Regions from separate parts of the Mus musculus genome. Here region 1 is linked to region 2. A link is a contact called in ENCODE Hi-C or POLR2A ChIA-PET data. All regions are on one chromosome and are shown on one strand. The core of a region is the stretch at or near the end of the contact, and the rest is flanking DNA. Distances in the headings are between cores, read along the strand shown.

The links. Hi-C counts contacts between places; a loop is a spot of excess contacts on that map. ChIA-PET counts read pairs that join two places held with the same protein, here RNA polymerase II (POLR2A).
Region 1: a map of gastrocnemius shows a loop between it and region 2 (2.7-fold over the local background). The contact joins the enhancer-like site here to the promoter of Samd4 in region 2. A Hi-C loop is called at or near these places in 10 of 37 maps with a recorded cell type or tissue (adrenal gland, gastrocnemius, heart and 1 more). POLR2A ChIA-PET finds 5 or more read pairs at or near these places in 1 of 5 experiments (Patski).

What each region holds. Positions count from the first base shown.
Region 1 is chr14:46,931,559-46,934,258 of GRCm38, forward strand. The region is part of intron 2 of Samd4 (sterile alpha motif domain containing 4); the gene reads left to right. Among named protein-coding and RNA genes, the nearest start is that of Gm52120, 12 kb to the right of the region's middle. Within about 2 kb of position 1,338, at least 1 of the 3 ENCODE cell types and tissues checked has a DNase peak (open chromatin) inside an H3K27ac peak, as active enhancers do; it is heart, where a contact is called at or near this core.
Region 2 is chr14:46,881,682-46,884,381 of GRCm38, forward strand. It overlaps Samd4 (sterile alpha motif domain containing 4), which reads left to right and starts at 1,284. Exons shown (of 13, transcript NM_001037221.2): 1 at 1,284-1,487. Gm34934 (a long non-coding RNA gene) reads right to left here and starts at 1,118. Exons shown (of 2, transcript XR_383407.3): 1 at 59-1,118.

The DNA.
Region 1 (2,700 bases), core at 88-2,587, 50 kb after region 2:
GAAGAAGAAGAAGAAGAAGAAGAAGAAGAAGAAGAAGAAGAAGAAGAAGAAGAAGAAGAAGAAGAAGAAGAAGAAGAAGAAGAAGAAGAAGAAGAAGGTGGAGATAGGTACAGGAAGACACCTGATATTGGCCTCAGGTCTCCCCATATACACACTTAGGTCCTCCACAAGCGTGCGTGTGTGCGTGCACACACATGTACACACACATGCACCGTACTCACGTGCATACACACTAACAACATAGTCCTTGCTGAGGGCAAGATTATAAATGAGCCCGGAGCACCTTATAACAAATGATTCCTTCCCCTGAGATTGTACAGCGCCTGGCTGGTAAAATTCTTAAAGTCGGGCACTTGATTTTAACTGTGATGTCAGCTCTGTTTTCAGGAGTTTGTTGATGACCGCACTATGTTGGGGGAAAGACTCCAAAGCCTTGCTGACAGAGGACATTGAGACAGCCGATTTCTTCGAGGCCTGGCTCTGAGTTGTTGGAGAGGATTAGTAGCCGATAAGATTAAGGAGTCGTTCTGTTTATTAACAGTCCCCACCCCCCAAGGGCTTTGCAATTGATTGTTTCCAACATTGTTAATCCTTTTGTGACAGAGACTGTAAGAAGGAAAAACTGAATGCTTCAAGTTTTAGAAAGAAAGATGGCCGCTGGTACAGCTCTGGCCTGTCTAGTGCTCCCGATGCACTCAGTTGCAGGGGCGTGCTGCACTTCATTGGCTCGCGTGGGGCGTGGTGTATGTCATTGGCTCCCGTGGGGCATGCTACGTGAATTCCCGTTGGCTCCTGTGGAGCATGCTCTATGTCATTGGCTCCCGAGGGCCAAGTGTGCTGAGCTTTCCGTAGCTGCATCTGCAGTCACGCCTCCTTGGTAGGCCTGATCAAGCCACGTTAGGGGTGTTTACACCAAGGCAATTGGCACAGACTATACATCCTCTTCAGTGTGCCCTGTGAGAACCAATGTGCTGTTAAGACATTTACCAACCCACCAGTGCTTCAAAAGCATAAGGTGATAAATCTGGGGCTTCAAGATCTTAAATGCTATCTGCCCAGACGCCATCACAAAGGGAATCAATGCCTTGCGCTCTTTGAGAAATCACATTTTCAAACCAGACTACCTTCACCCAAGCATTTATCAAACTTATCTTCCCCTCACACTTGAAAATAAACAGGAGAATTTTAGCCCAAGTTAGAATAAATATGTCTCTGGCTATATTTCAAAACGTCTGTTTGATTTAATGGCTCCTTCTGGGGACAGGTCTGTCTGCAGCCTGAGAGAGTCAGGCACAGTTACCAAGGCTGTTTCCTCCGGCTGCTTCTTGCCTGATATCTGGAGAGGCTGAACACCAATGGCGGGCGGATGGGATGCTTGCCCCGCCCCCTTTGCTTGTTTGTTTTATTTTTAAGCTAACACTTGTCCTTTGGAAAATTACTTAAAAGACGGCCCAGGCAAGAAGGAATGTTTTACTTCAGCATCTGTTGAGTCTCTGTAAAGGAATATAATTTCTCCTAAGGCTTACTGTTTAATAGGGTTAACATTCTGGGATTTTTTTTAAGTCATGTTTGGATAAAATATGCAGAATGAAAAATAAATTTTTCACATAGAAGAATAGGAAGGATTCCTGTGGGTGAGAAAAATGTCACTTTAAATGTGCTTTGAGAGTTGGTTTGTAGACTTATTTCAAGTGGGAATATCGCTTCCATCAAATCTGCTGGAGTGATGTACAGGAAGGGAGATTGCTAAGAAATACCATCTACTTATTGATAGAATTCTTTGGCAATTATTTTAAGTCAACGTGTAACTTAGCCAAAGTTAGATTCTGGTATTCAGATACACTTGTTATCAAGACTTCCTCCCCACCCCCTCCTAAAGCATACTTGGAATTCTCTAACCCTCTGGGATGCGAATAATATAATCTTTGGCCTCCCCCCTTCTCCCCCCCCCCATCTGCGGTTCCCCTTTCTGTGAGATGTACCCTAGCACTCGGGTAGGATAGCATATGTTTCTTCCATGCGACTGTTTATTTGGTGGGAATGACTGGAACTTTCTTATGCAGTGTGCTGCACAGTCTGGGTATGACCGTGCTTTGCCTGGGGCTACCCTGTTTCCTTTTAACCGCTCCCCTCCACCCCGAGTCAAAACCAGAAGCAGGCAGATCAATTTTTTAAAATATAATTTCTATGTGTCCACTTGCAAGAGACCTTTCTTTTTTTTCCTTTCTTTCTTTTTATTAATACTAGGAGAACATCTATCATCTAACTGACCTTAAAACTTCCATTTCTTTTGCCAGGAATCCAACTAATAGAGACCGGTAGCAGTGGCTGTGCATTGCATCTATCTCAGGCCCATAGGAGTCCAAATTGTTGCAGTCTTTGTTTTTGACATGTGGAATGGAGGGTCTCTTTAACTTGTCCTGAGTCTCACAGCAGCTGTAGAATCTAAACTGATCTGCGAAGGGGCCTCATATCAGAGCCCACCTCCTGTCTGTTCTAAAAAAAAATTAAGAACTAGATACAGTAAATGGAAACCATCTAGAACAACACACAGAATAAAAAGAAATACTGGGAGAGCCCTGGCCTAAGTCCCCTTGGTCCTGGGATGGCTGGTCATCAGAATGGTGGTGCCAGCCTTCCTTTTCCTGTTGCTGGGGTTTATCCAGAGGACCCCAGATGTGCCAAATGGTGATGAATGGC
Region 2 (2,700 bases), core at 34-2,533:
AATCCAGATGCTAGTGTGGGAGCTGAAAGGTGGAGGAATAAGGCCTTGGACACTTTACCTTTAAAACTGTGCTAGCTAGAGCAGGGCAGACCCACGTTTGCTTTTCCAGCTCTCGTTTATAAATGCTCCCAAGTCTCTGGAAAACAAATTCGAAGGCTCGGTGTTTCTTCTGAAACAGGCTGGATTTTGGCCAGTCCCTTTGTGACCGTTCGCATTAGAAGATGCAGAAATGTCTAGGCTTTAGGGTATTTTTAGTCAACCCTTCTTTTGGGTAATTGACCCATGCAAGCATTTTATAGTAGGCGACCTAGAGCTTCCAGCGACAAATCCCGGCCCAGCCTCTGGCCCCGCCCTCTGCAGGCACAGGTGAAAGCCGCGTCCCCCAAACTCCGTGGTGCTGACAGGTGGTCTCGCCACGCCTCCCCGTCGCCCAGGGCGCCTGGGGCCACAGCTCCAGGCCACAAGCCACAGCCGCGCGCCAAGCATAGCTTGAGATCAGGCTCCCGAAGTCCGCCTCCTCCTCTCGGGAAAGCGAGGCCTGAGGCGGGTATGGAGGACTGCAAAAATAAAGGGCATCCAGCGCCGGACTTGGGCTGAGGGTGATCGACCAGGCTCTGCTTGCTTCTCCTAGACAAGGGCCTCGTGGAGCACCGCGGCCAGACACATCTAGCCCTGCGCGTTGTGCCCTTCGCCGCCCTCTGCTACTTCATGCGTCCCAGACCCCAGGAATCCGTCCAAGCCCCCAGAGACAGTGACTCCGGGTGTTTACGGTCTACACCAGTCAGTCACCCACGGGACCAGTCAGCCACCCACAGGTCCCAGGCCAAAGGGTCACTGGACCTGGGGAGCCACATTCCCAAGGGCGAGCGGCGGGTGGCAGCACCGTTCTCGCTCCAGTCCAGCTCCGTTGGGATTCACTCCTGTCCCAGCTCCGGAGGCTCCGGTGCCCTGGCCGTTGTAGAACACGCGGGTGGCAGCCGAGAGGAATTCACCCGGACCCCTCCCCTTCCCCAAACTTCTGTGTTTCTCTACGCAGATCTTCCAATCTGCGCTCTTCCGCTCCTCCCACTTGGCTCCCTCCTCCTCTATGGCCCGGGCTTAGGAATCCGTCCCTCCCCCCAACCCGCCGCCCGCCGGGCCCGGGGATCCTCCCCCCCTCCCCCGACTCCCCCGCGTGCCGCCGCCGCCGCCCGGGTTCCTCTCCCCCCGCTCGGGCGCTCCCTGCCAAGCCCATGATGTAATGGTGTATGTTAATCAGTAGCATGTGGGGAGCTCCGGGCGGCTCAGTCCTTCGCGAGCCGACACTGGAGGCAGCAGTGGCGGCAGCGATAGCGCCCCGAACCCGCAGCGCTGCCCTCTCCGCGCGCCGCCAGCCCCGACGGCATGGCCCGCAGCCCGCGCTCCGAGCGCCCCCAACCCCACTGATTGCTGCTACGGCCCCGGACCCGCGCGCAGGGCCCCGAGCCGCAGGGATGAGCTGCGTGGAGGTGAGCGTCCCTTCTGCTGTCCCGGGCGAGGCACCCAGTGGTTCCTCCGACCCTTTCCCGGGGGCTTCGCTCTTCTACCCAGAAGTTCTGGGTGTCAGATGCTGGAAGCGAGCGGCCCCCAGAGGGTCCGGCGCTTAGTCTCTGCTCGCCTCGCCACGGGAGCTGAGATGGGACGATAGAGCCCCTAAACCTAACTTTTCTTCTTTGAGGTCCTTGGGGGGCGTGTGCGGAAGGGAGGAATCTGCATTTCCCTCGGGGTCCGCCCTGCCGCCTGGGAAAGCCGTGATACGGGCTCCCGCGGTCCCTGCGTAAGGCGTGCGCCCCCAACCGCATCGCCTTGGGCCTGGGACCGGAGGGCGAGGACACTCCGGCCCGCAGGCGGCGGCGGGGACCGGGGGCAGGATGCCTAAATCACACGCGCGCGCACACACATCTGATGGTCGTGGGTCAAGCAGGCCCAGGGAAACCTCCCGGGTGGGCTGGCGCGGCGCTGGGGAGTGAGGGCTCTGACTGAGCCGCGCCGAGCTTTGGATAGGGAGAGTTTATTTTTGTCTCGAGCTGTCGCTGCGGCTGCTCACGGCCTAAATCCAGAGGGGAGCCTGGCGGCGGAGATGCTGGCTGTTGCTGTAGATGGAGCTGCAGCCGTACGGCTGCTTCTCCGGGAGGAGGAGGAGGAGGGAGGAGGGAGGGAAGGAATAGGAGGGAAGGAATAGGAGGAGGAGGGAGGAGGAGGAGGAGGGGGAGGAGGAGGAGGAGGAGGAGGAGGAGGAGGAGGAGGAGGAGGAGGAGGAGGAGGAGGCTGGAACCCTGGTTGCCTCTGACACCGCCTCTGCTTTGCATTAGCCCCCACCCCACCCCCGCGCCCCTTCACAGCCGCATTGCAAGTTTTCAGCGCGGGGAGGATCTGTTGCTGGTGCTGGCGTTCGCAGACACAGCCCCAGAGGCCACTCCGGGTGGGGTGTGCAGGGAGCACTTGCGGGTCACAGCCGCAGCAACAGGAAGCCGCGGGGTCTCCTCCCGCACCTGGGAAGGAAGTGTGCAATAGCTCAGCTCGCGCATCCGAGTGTGGAGAGGCCGGCTGGAATTTAGGGGACTTCCCTTCGCGGGACACCCCTTCCCCCAGCCTTGGCTTCCACACACCCCCTACCGAGCTCCCTCTCACTCCCGGATCCCCCTAGACGCTCCAGTCCGCGTGCCGAGGTCTCACTGCAGC